2 separate regions of the Homo sapiens genome follow, and region 1 is linked to region 2. A link is a contact called in ENCODE Hi-C or POLR2A ChIA-PET data. All regions are on one chromosome and are shown on one strand. The core of a region is the stretch at or near the end of the contact, and the rest is flanking DNA. Distances in the headings are between cores, read along the strand shown. Region 1 holds the start of TAF4B (TATA-box binding protein associated factor 4b). Region 2 holds the start of RBBP8 (RB binding protein 8, endonuclease).

Evidence for each region. Hi-C counts contacts between places; a loop is a spot of excess contacts on that map. ChIA-PET counts read pairs that join two places held with the same protein, here RNA polymerase II (POLR2A). Pooled maps may share reads with other maps.
Region 1: a loop to region 2 is called in a map with no recorded cell type, with 21 times the contacts of the local background. The contact joins the promoter of TAF4B here to the promoter of RBBP8 in region 2. A Hi-C loop is called at or near these places in 1 of 37 single-sample maps with no recorded cell type and 7 of 50 pooled maps. POLR2A ChIA-PET finds 5 or more read pairs at or near these places in 2 of 52 experiments (OCI-LY7 and activated CD4-positive, alpha-beta T cell).

The regions. Positions count from the first base shown.
Region 1 is chr18:26,223,571-26,229,803 of GRCh38, forward strand. TAF4B (TATA-box binding protein associated factor 4b) reads left to right here and starts at 2,875. Exons shown (of 15, transcript NM_005640.3): 1 at 2,875-3,706. The coding sequence starts at 3,364. RefSeq lists enhancers at 2,505-2,574, 2,605-2,704 and a silencer at 3,355-3,514.
Region 2 is chr18:22,929,790-22,935,818 of GRCh38, forward strand. It overlaps RBBP8 (RB binding protein 8, endonuclease), which reads left to right and starts at 3,539. Exons shown (of 19, transcript NM_002894.3): 1 at 3,539-3,775. RBBP8-AS1 (RBBP8 antisense RNA 1) reads right to left here and starts at 3,975. Exons shown (of 5, transcript NR_198963.1): 1 at 3,799-3,975. It overlaps MIR4741 (microRNA 4741), which reads left to right and starts at 3,560; the gene lies at 3,560-3,649. RefSeq lists enhancers at 3,269-4,109, 3,793-3,922, 4,283-4,332 and a silencer at 3,583-3,662.

The DNA of each region.
Region 1 (6,233 bases), core at 1,625-4,124, 3.3 Mb after region 2:
GCAGGAACCACCACATCAGGCATTTGCATATTATAAACAATTATAAGAAAAATGGGTGGCTCACGCCTGTAATCCCAGCACTTTGGGAGTCTGAGACAGGAGGATCACTTGAGTCCAAGAGTTTGAAATCAGCCTTGGCAACATATTGCCGAAATTACTTTTGCACCAACCTAACAGTTAGACCGTTGTCTTTGCAAAACAAACAAACAAGCAAACAAACAAAATTAGCCAGGCATGGTGGTACAGCCTGTGGTCCCCAGCTACTTGGGAGGCTAAGGTGAAAGGATTTCTTGAGCCCAGGAGGTTGAAGCTGCAAGTGAGCCATGATGGCCTCACTGAACTACTCTGGGTGACAGAGACAGGGATACCCTGTTCTCCCTTGCACGACCTCACCCCCACCCAGCCCTGCCCTGCCGAAACACACACACACACACACACACACACACACACACACATACACCAGAGAGAGAGAGAGAGAGGGAAATGCATGAGGTTAACTTTATGAAAAAATATAGTTCCCCAACCAAGTCTCTTTGTAATTTGATGGTGGAGGTTAATTGCCTATCTAAACAAAGTGTGTGAATTGATGGTGGGGGTCTAGTGGAAATTTAGAAAGGGAGAGTTCTATAAACAAACTTTGATGCTTCCGTACCCAAGTATCTATTGAAACATACTATATGGAGGGAAAAAAATCGGGGATAATTTGGCCAGTTAGTGAAGAACATATCTAAGATTCAAATACACTACACCATTTTGCTTCACTGAAAATGTTGCATAGCTTCATTCAATTCATTACCTTAGCAAGTATTTATTAAATGCCTTTTATGCTCAAGGCATTTTGCCAAGGGCACTGTGGGATACATGATTAATCAGACGTTTTGGAGTAATGGAAAGAGATGTACTTTGGCATCATACTGATGAGTTTGAATTCCAGCTTCTTGGAAACATTACTCTTTTAACTGCAGTTTTTAAGTTTGTAAAATGAAGCAGTTAGAAAAAGGAAATGCATCTCTTGGTGACCAGCACACAGGAGGTGCTCAATAAATTGAGTTTTTCTCTCCCCAACTCCACTTTGAGGCATTTGCTAGAAGGTAAGTGATCAGGGAATTCACCATAGAAAGGGAGGGTGATTGGTTTAGGTCATGAGATGGATTTAGACTGGTCAAGAAGTGAGAGACAGTAAAGGTAGTAAGTGTGTGGACTTTACTAGATCTTGTGAGTAGATCTTATCTAAACGTGCCGGCACACGTTTACAGAGAGGGGGAAAAGCAGGAGCTGTAACCATCAGGTTGCCTGCTATTTTAGTCCACTCGGGCTTCTATAATGAAATATCATAAACTGGGTAGCTTATAAAAAGAGAAATTCATGTCCCATAATTCCAGAGGTTGGGAAGTTCAAGATCAAGGCAGATGTGGTATCTGATGAGAGTCTACTTTCTAGACAGCAGTCTTTTTACCATAACCTCACTTGCTGGAAGGGGTGAGGGATCTTTCTGAGGTTTCTTTTTTTAAAAAAATTATTTATTTAATGTATTTAACTAACAAATAATAATTGTATGTATTTATGAGGTATCATGTTACATTTGTATGTGTCGTGAAATAATTAAATCAAGTTAACATATTCATCACTTTAACATGATTTGTCCTGAATGGAATCCCATTCATGAGGGCTCCACCCTTATGATCTAATCACCTTTCAAAGGCCCAACCTTCTAATATTATCAACTCCAGCTTTAGCATTTTAACACTCAGTTGGGGGTATAATCCTAGCACTTTGGGAGGCCCAGGCGGGAGCTCAGGAATTGGAGACCAGCCTGGACAATATAACGAGATCCCGTTTTTGCTAGGCATAGTGCCGCTCCCCTGTGGTTCCAGCTACTCGGGAATCTGAGGTAGGAGGGTAGGATGATCACTTGAGCCCAGGAGGTGGAGGCTGCAATGAGCCAATGGTGCCACTGCACTCCAGCCTGGGTGACAGAGTTAGATCCTGTTTCCAAAACAAAACAAAACAAAACAAAACAAAACAAAACACCACAACATTCAGATCATAGCATCTGCCTACTTGTAAAATCGCCTTTCAGTGCAGTGTTGGTTCCTACAAACATACAATATAATGACTTTAGCTTGAAATTAAGGCATCTTCTCTGACTGCATTACAAACAGGCAAGTTTTTTCATATCGATTCACTCAACACCTTTTATTTATCCAGATAATATCTAGGATCACGCTTAATATCTAAGTGCTAGAATCTAATTATATAGATATCAAAAGGCATTAAGTTTTTCAGAAGACAGACATACAATTTTAATGTTTAGAGGTGATAGAGACACCTATAGCAGCACCAAAGAAGAAACGATTTTCCATTTAAGATTTTAGGCAGTTTAACTCTAAAATATGAAAATAGGCACATCTCACAGACTATAAAACTATACGCCATTTTAATTTTTACAATGTCAATTCTAACTGCGAATTTTAGCAACGCTTCAGTGTGAAGACAGCAGAGAAAAACACTGAAAATGCGTGATTGAATTCTTATTGAGTCACTCTTCTCGGAAATCAGTCCTCCCCATTTTCTCCTTAAAAAATAGAATCCTGGAGATAGTCTAGTGCTGGCTTTTCGAGGAACACACTACAGGGGACACAAGGAGAGGAACACGGATGCCGCAGTTTTCCAAGTGCAGCTTGCCCCTCCCACGTGATAGGTTTCTGGCATCGCCCCTCCTTGCTGGCGATTCTGGGGAAGATTTTAACGCTCCCTGGAGCCGTCCCCAGTGACGTCACGGGCGCGGCTCCGCTCCTTGGCCAATCACGCGGCCGGATCCCGGGGAAACCCGGGGCGGTGGCGGCGGCCTGGGCGCGTGCGCGAGGTCTCCGCGTGGCTATATAAACATGGCTGGCGTGGCCGCGCGGCGGGGCCGTGCCAATCGCGCGTAGGGGGCTGTGGGCACTCGGGGTTCGTAGTTTTGAAATTTCTGGCGGGGGAGCAGCTGCGCAGTTAGGCTCGAGGTGTGAGCGACGACCTTCCGGGAGCCGCAAGTCCAGGCTCCCCCGCAGCGGGACCCGAGCCTGAGGCGCAGGGCTGAGGCAGCGCACGTGTGAGCGCCGCTGAGGAAGCTGCGAGAGGTCGGGCGGGTGTCGCTCCGGGGGCAGCCCAGGCTCGCGCGGACGAGAGGAAGGTCCGGGACGCGCGTGTCCTGCCGTGCAGCGGGCGCCCGTCACTGACTTCGCTGCTGCGGCCCCCGCGCCTCTCCCCAGCGATGCTGTGGAACCCGAACCGCACCGGAGTCGGCTGCCGCGCGCCAAGCCTCCCCTCACCTCTGCTCCCGGAACCGCAGCGCCAAAGCTGCCGCTGAGCCCCTGGGGGATGCCCGCCGGCCTCACCGAACCCGCCGGCGCCGCTCCCCCGGCTGCTGTGAGCGCCTCGGGGACCGTGACCATGGCCCCGGCCGGGGCGCTGCCGGTGCGGGTGGAGAGCACTCCGGTGGCCCTGGGCGCCGTGACTAAGGCTCCTGTCAGCGTCTGCGTGGAGCCCACGGCGTCCCAGCCCCTGCGGTCCCCCGTGGGGACCCTGGTGACCAAAGTGGCTCCGGTCAGCGCCCCTCCTAAAGTCAGCAGCGGCCCTAGGCTGCCTGCTCCTCAGATAGTCGCCGTGAAAGCCCCCAACACCACGACAATCCAGTTTCCTGCTAATTTGCAGCTTCCTCCAGGTATGTTGATAACCCTTTCCAGCCTTGTCTGTCGGTCCAGCTGGCGGCGACGGGAAAATTCGCAGCTCCAGATTGCTCCTAAAAAAACTGAGCCACGGGAACATTTCATAATCTTGACTTTACAGTTAACATATTCTTTTTGTGTCATTACTACATAGTTTTTCTTTTCATATTTAAGGAAAGAATCTTTTCACCTAAGTGATACAGTAAAAAGCTACATCAGCGTATTCGGGGGGGCTTTCAGGCACTGGCTCTTAGGTGGAGGAGATAATATAGCCGAAGTTAATTTCCATGTGGAGGATGGACCGGTTTATACCGTGGATTTCCATACGCTTAGATTATGTAGAAGTGCGTTGTACTTATTTTATTAATTATGAATGAATGAATGAACGAATGAGGTATGGTTTCGCTCTGTCGCCCAGTCTGGAGTGCAGTGACACGATCATGGCTCACCGACGTCGAACTCCTGGGCCCAATCGATCCTCCCGCCTCGGCCTCCCAAAGTGCTGGGATTACAGGCGTGAGCCACCGCGTACGGCCTAACAGTGAAGTTCTTGTGTATTACAACTGAAAGAGATTTTTAAATTTAACCAAGTCAGAATCGGTTTACTGCTTTCTAGTACCAAGTACGAATAATGCTGTTCCTGCACAATCTTTAAATGTCTTATGATTCTAACTTTCAATTAGCAGAACCCCTGACTGGGAACACGTGCCACAGTTGACAAACAGATCAGTCATGCAATTGTTACAGTTGCAATTGAAGCCATGTGTCAACGCTACTGTTAATGAGTCTTTCACTACTTTCTATCCTAGGGCTTTTTACTCTATTGGGCTGTATTTCATGGTTTGTATAAAGGTTTTGCTTTGTGATAATTTACATATTGTAAATATGCTGAATGATTTTGGGGTGTTCAGCCTTTCTTTACTGAAAGTCTCTTGGAGTTTGCTTTCTGTTAATTTTGTTTAGCAGTAATTGGAACTCTGAACTGCAAAGATGGTAAAAAAGGGGAAGCATTGATTCAAAAGATTCTATATCCCCTAATAAAATGACAGGGACCCTTTTTGTATCTAATGTTGTAGTTAGTCATACACGTTGTGGATAGATTTCACTTTTTATGAAGTTCTGTTTCAGTTTTATATGGTATACAAGGTATGTAAAATTGTTAAGGCACTGTTACGGCAGTGTGCAGCACCGAATACATTATTTGGCAGTTCTAAATTGTTATTCTGAGTTGTTATTCTGCATATATGTTTATAAAGTAGTTCTGAATGTGTTAGAATGAAATTACCCCCTAATTTGTTAAACTGTAAATCCTGTCTAGTCACTGAAGTTTGTTTATAAATAGTCAAAAAAAAAAAGTATTAAGAAAGAACTGTCTGAGAGGCTAAGGCACGAGAATCGCTTGAACCCGGGAGGTGGAGGTTGCAGTAAGCCAAGATATCTTGCCACTGCACTCCAGCCCAGGCAACAGAGTGAGACTCTGTTCCTCCCCATCCCTCCCCAACCCCCCAAAGAAAGAACTGTCAAGAGTGAAAATTTGCTGGTAAGTGAGAGTGAATCACTTACTGGAGGATTGGGGCCTTATCATGCTAAGCACTTTTAACAAATTATTTATATTCTTTTATTTGTTGGTCATAATAGGTAGGTAGCAAATAAGGAAAGAGGTCTCTAAGAGTAAATAATTTGTCCAATGCCAGGCAACCCATAGGTGTCGGGGGAGTTTTAGCTCAGGTCTGTTTATTCTTTCCACAACGCTATGCTTATTTTTTTACTTGTATGTGTACGGTATGCCTCATTGAGTGTCAGTACTGAAAGGTGATTCAGAGAACTTTAGATTCCAGTCTTTTATTTTATATACCAAGGAACCAAAACTGAAACTTGGCAGAGTTAAAATAATAGCATACTAGGACCATAGTCTAATTATGTTCCTAGCACTGTATTAAAACATTGCATGCTATTTACCTCTGAGAAACCCATACAAAAGAGAGAAAGAAGATAAGTTGTCTTTAGGAATTGGTCGTTATAGAGGAAGTGGGGATTTGCTTTTGGGAATTTTCTGCTGACGTGTGGCAGAAGGGTGTACTAACTACATTTGTGCTCTTATTGGATAGAATAAGATAACCAATAGTTGAAGAATAAAATGGAAACACTGATTAAAGTAACTTTTTAAAAAGGTTATGAATCTTATACTATTTCTTTTATATCTTTCTTTCTTTCTTTTTTTTTTTTTTTTTTCTTTCTCTGAGACGGAGTGTCACTCTGTTGCCCAGGCTGGGGTGCAGTGGCATAATCTCGGCTCACTGCAACCTCCGCCTCCCGGGTTCAAGCAATTCTCCCGTCTCAGCCTCCCGAGTAGCTGGGATTACAGGCACACGCCACCATGCTCGGCTAAATTTTGTATTTTTAGTAGAGATGGGGTTTCACCATGTTGGCCAGGCTGGTCTCGAACTCCTGACCTCAAGTGATCAGCCTGCTTCGGTCTCTCAGAGTGCTGGGATTACAGGCGTTAGCCACTGCGCTGGCCTG
Region 2 (6,029 bases), core at 2,289-4,788:
TCAGGAGGCCAGGTTGTCCACCTAGAGTGAAAATAGCTTCAGAGGCTTGAGGACTGAAAATAGTAAAGGTCTGGAAGACAGCAGAGAAAATAAAAAGAGCTGAACAAAGGCTATTTTAAGGATTAACTGATGCCCTGCATGAAGTTTGAAACCATATGACTTTAGTGATATCAGTCTAACGTGATACGTCATTTTCCCTTCACAACACTCAACTACCCAGCTGCAGGAGTTAAGCATAGATTCTAGAATCTACAGGATTTCATTTGTAAATGGCTTGAGTTAGATGACTTTTAAATCTACGTGAGTTCCAAAACTTTACTTTTAAGAATCCTAGAGTCTGTACTGCTATCACACAATTTATTTTAAATTGGTGCCTAGATATACATAATGTAAACTTACCATTTTAACTATTTCACTAGTTTATTTAAATTCAGCATTCTAGCCAGGGGCCTCCAATAGGTGTGCTGGGACATTAAAAACCTAGCCCTGAAGGTGGCAGCACTGGGCCTGAGGTGACTAGTCTCAACTTCTGTTGCCACTGGATGGAAGCAGCCTCATCTTTTCATTACAATATATAACACAAGTGTTCATTTTCTAAGCATGCTGAAATTGAAAAAGTTTGGGAAGTACTGTCCTAAGCCACAACATATGAGAAACCCAGTATTATGAAGAGTTCAAAATAACTGCTTCTCTGTTAAAGATGTTTTTTCAGCAGATCTTTGGAACCTCAAAATTTATTCCATGTGGTTCTTAAAGCTTTAGAACCTATCTATGAGGATGCCCGCCATTTCCATTGTTAAAGTGGCCATATAAAATCTCATTTAAAAATCTAAGAATTTTGAATGTACCCAAAGGTTTCCATTTACATAGAAATGGGATCCACCAGGGAATGCCCATTTCATTCATTCATAGAATATTGATTTGGTGGCAGACACTGGGCTAGTTCCTGGAGATAAAAGGGTGAACAAACCTTTTTTATTTTTTATTTTTTTAATTTTAAGACAGGGTCTCTCGCTCTGTCACCTAGGCTGGAGTACAGTGGCACAATCATAGTTCACTGCAGCCTTGAACTCCTGGGCTCAAGCAATCCTCCCACCTCAGCCTCCACAGTAACTAGAACTAGAGGCACGAACCACTGTGTCCAGCTATTTTGGTTTGATTTTTAGAATAGGAGACAAGATTTCACTATGTTGCCCAAGCTCATCTTGAACTCCTGGCCTCAAGTGATCCTCTTGCCTCAGCCACCCAAAGTCTGGCCCAAGACGTGGTTTTTTATCTCAAGAAATTTACAGTCCAGTGGGGAGACAGAATTAATTAAATAACTAAAACAATAAAAACTGTAAGATGGGGAGGTTACATGGTACTGTAGGAGGATCTAGTAGAAGAGACTATTGAAATAAGATAAAAACATGATTAGTAGATAGCTGGGGCAAAGAGTGGGGGTAGGTTTGGTGGAGAACTCCAGGCAGAGACAATAGCACGCAATGGCCTAGGAGACATCAAAAGTCTAGTGAGACCAGAGGACAGAAAATGTCTGGAAATAAAGCCAAAGGGGTAGCAGAGGCAATTCAAAGGGGCTTCCTTCACAGAGTAACTGGAAGCCACTGAAAGGGTTTAAGCAGCATAGTGACATTAACAGATTTACTTTTCAAGATCACAGTAGCTGCAGTATAGAGAAGTGGTCTCAAAGTAGACACAATTTAAGGTGGAGGAGGGAAGATGTATTTTTATTCTATTTTTTATCCTTTAAAAATGCTTTTAAAATGGATTATAATCATATTAGCTAAGAAATACTAATTATGGCTAGCTTTTGGGCACATAGTATATATCTGAATACTAAGCAGTTTACATATATTCATTTAATCTTAATACCCTGTGAGGTTGGTACTATTATTATCCTCAATTTACAGGTAGGTAAAATGGGACAGCGAGCTTAAGCAGTCAGTCCAAAGTCACTCAGTAAGGAAGTATTAGAGCAGGATTTAAACCCAGATGTCTGACTTCAGAGCCTGTAACTTCATTAGATCATGTACCATTTTTCAACAGTACATGTATGTAATTTAAAATTAAATATATATATGGAGAATAGAAGTTCAAATTTTTTTCTGAACACCAGTGAAAACAAAGATTTAGGAGGGGTGGTTGGTAGCGTGGATGTGGAAAGGAGCCTAGCAGTAGACTAGGTAAGAAATAACAGTATCTTGGATTATGGAGGTAGTGATGGAGAGAAGGGGATGGATTTACATGTTTAGTAAGTAAAATTGGACTGCGTGATGGCTTGGATATGGAAGTTAGGGATGAATAAAGTGTCAAGGATGACTCTTTGGTTTCTGACTTGCATAAATGGATTAGAGAGTGAGACACAGGCAGAGGCCATAGGAACAGGTTGGGTCATTCTGCTCAGTTTTTCTTTGGACCACAGTAGAGACCACAGCACACTGCTCTTTCAATACTCTGTTAAATGACAAACTTATTACAGGTTATTTCTGTCATAAACATAAAAGCTTCACTCTGTCAATTATGTTTCCTATCTTGCGTTAAAAATTACATAGTCAAAATTTCATCCATTTTCTTTTAAAAATGTGGAGTTAAGTCTTATAAAATGGGGAAGTGAATGATAGTTGCTGTAACAGGCTAATAGAAGGTTTAGCACCCCTCTTCTGTATACTAACTTTTTAAGTTATATTTATTCATCCCTTAAGATGTGGGACAGGTGGAAAAATTACCTTTCCACTTTGTATTTATGATTTCTAAGTACTAAACTTTTAAAGCCTGTTAATATTATCCCTTCCCAGGTCTTAGAATAATTACACAAAAGTACTGGACTGGTTTAAAAGATATTTGATTCTAGTCTATTTTGTTCATTTGTAGAATTTCTAGTGGTCTAAAAACGATTCTTTTACAAATCAGGAGAAATAGGAATACCTACTATCGGTTTGAATCTCAAACGAACAGCCACAAGAAAAATGGACTTTTTAAAAAAAATTATCTAACAGCATGTTGTCCCAATAAATAATGCTGAAGGAGATTCCTTCTCGTTTCAAATTTGCCAGAAACTTCCCGTTTAACCTCAGCAAAATACAGATCGTTTTGATCTATGGCGTTACCGCACAACCCTGTCAGGTCACATCACTAAACTGCAGATAACAGCGACAAGGCCGAAAACTATGTTAGACGGATCCGCGTCCATACCCCCCATCAGTTAATTTTAACTCTTCATTCGGTACAGGTCACTCTACACATGCTTCCCTGCAAAATGCTTAAGCTAGACACAGTGTACAGATAACTTTCACAGAACCGCAAGGGCTTGATGCTCCCCCAACAGAACGGCTTGAGCTTTCCCCAGCGCAATTCAGAAATGCTGTGGCGGTCGCCAGACTCTTCGGGTAGCTCCCGGCAGCTCCGAGGTAGCGCTCCCCTCCCCAACCATCGCCCTCCGGGATGGGCCGCACCGAAGAGCCCGCTCCTCAGCTAGGGCACGAAGTGCGCCGCCGCGATGGGCAGCTGGAGGAAGGGGCGTGACGCAAGTGGAACTCCCGCGTGACGTCGCGCGGGCTCCCGGGCGGGGCGGGTCCGGCCGCCTCCGAGCCCGGCCGGCAGCCCCCGGCCTTAAAGCGCGGGCTGTCCGGAGGGGTCGGCTTTCCCACCGAGGATTTGGCACTCTGGTGAGGGAAAAGGGCGAAAGAGAAAAGCGAGCAGCCGTCCTTTCACAGCCTCAGAAAGTGCTCGCTTCCCTTCGGGGGCTTTCGCGAATCCCGAGGCAATCTCGGAGGCGGTGAGTAAAAGCAATCTCTTTACCCCACCCGGAGCTCTGGGTCGGAGCGACTGCTTCTGGTCTGGAGCTGCGTGCTTGGCGAAGGGCTCCCGGGGTAGGGGTGGCTCCCGGCTCTGGGGTTGTGTCTGATGAAATAGGCCGGGCCCGGGCTACACTCGGTGGTGGTGGACCGGCGGGAGGACGAGCGCTACCTCAGTACTACTTCTGGGTCTCCCGCGCGGGCTGAGGAAGCGCCTTTCGCCGCCAAGCCCGCCCCGCGCATGCGCCGACTGCGGCTCGCGCGCGCGCTTCGGAGGTTTTTTGGCCAGACCCGCACGCGGAACCGGCGCGGGCACCTGGGGAGAAATGGATGGAGAAGGGACCTGGCTGGAAAGCCTTTGCCCCGCTGCTCTGCTCCGCCCATAAGAGGACCCCTGAAATGTCCCGTGCAGTTTGTTCAAGTCCCCTGTGTGATGAAATGTGCCTCTCGCCTTACCCGTGTGAGAATACCTGTGGTGTGGCAGCGAGTATTTTGGTGAGCACCTGCAGTGTAGTGGTTTATACTAAGGAATACACACAAATTACAGGCCTTTGAGCCCAGAATGCAACTTGGGAGGTAAGACGTGACGTTCTGAGAGATTGAAAAATGTACATTGTCGTCGTGCCTCGAATAACGGTTCATTGCAGAGAGAGATGCTAACAAAAAGTGCCGGGCATGCGGGTAGGTGGAAAGGGTTTTGCGAGCCAGAATTTGCAAGTTGAATGTTTTGTTTTTATGTTTTGTTTTTAAGGCACTGTACATCACTTACTTGAAGATAGATACGTAAAGGATGCTTATTTTACACTCTTTAAACGAATATGTTAATACTTTTTCGGTCATTGAAGTAATTAAACCTTCATTTTAAACTGTTGACTTAATAGAAATCGTTTATGTCTTCTTTTTTTTTCTTTTTGCTGCAGAGAGGTATTTTTTCTTTATTTTATTATTATTTTTTATACTTTAAGTTCTAGGGTACATATGCACGACGTGCAGGTTTGTTACATATGCATACATGTGCCATGTTGGTGTGCTGCACCCATTAACTCGTCATTTACTTTAGGTATATCTCCTAATCCTATCCCTCCCCCCACCCCACGGCAGGCCCCGGTGTGTGACGTTCCCCTTCCTGTGTCCAGGTGTTCTCATTGTTCAGTTCCCACCTATGATTGAGAACATGCGGGCTACAGAGAGGTATTTTACAGTTATTGGTCTCATGACTTGATTTCCATCCCTGACATAGCCATGTCCCAGCTGTGTGACCTTGGACATTTACTGCCTTACGCCTCTTCCCCCAACTCTAAAATGAAATTATAGTAGCTGTCTTACAGAGTTTTTCTGAAGGTTAGGTAGAATATAAATATTCTATAATATATAATTATATATTAAATAATATATAAATACAAATATTAATATTAATATTCTATAGTTTCTGGTATGTGGGAAACAAATGGTGACTTTTATTCACAATTATATATAGGCCCATTTGTTTATCTGTTAGAGTTAAAGATAGAATAAAAACCTCTTTGGTAACAAAACTAATGCAGTGCACCTAATTCTACTTTTAAAAACTTTTTTACAGAAATAAATGTACACAAGAGAAATACTGGAATTATGAACCCCATTGTATACGCACCCACCCAGCTTCAGAAATTGTTGAAGTTCAGCCCTTGTTTCATCTCTTCACCCAACATCCATTTTTGTTTGTTTTTGCTGGATTTTTTTTTTTTCAAGCAAATCGCAGAGTATATCCCTTTACCTGTAAATATCTCGGTAAATATCCCTTTAACAGATAAGGCCTTTCTAAAAAAAAAACAAACAAAACCGCATCATTATCATACCCAAGAAAATTAATAATTTCCTAATATCTAAAATCCAGCTCATATTTAGTTTCTGGATTATTTTTTAAAAGTCTAATCACAATTTTTGCAAAGCTTGATAGTTTATTTTTGTAGCTCTTGACGGTTCACCAAGTGGCTTCACATATACTCCTGCTCCCTTCAGAATTACTCTTTCAGCCCCTTTGTCAGAGACCTCAGGAAATGGTTAGCAGGAAACAATCAGTTTGCTTTGGCTAAGGAGCCAGATGTGAGGTTTAGTAGACTTGCTGATCACTATTACTTTTTAAGTTGTAGCTAATTAATGGTTTCATTTTAAGAACACATATTAAAATATTTACTAATCCATTCAAACTTCTTAACCTGTTGGTTTCTTCAAGGACTATGTAATAAACTTAAT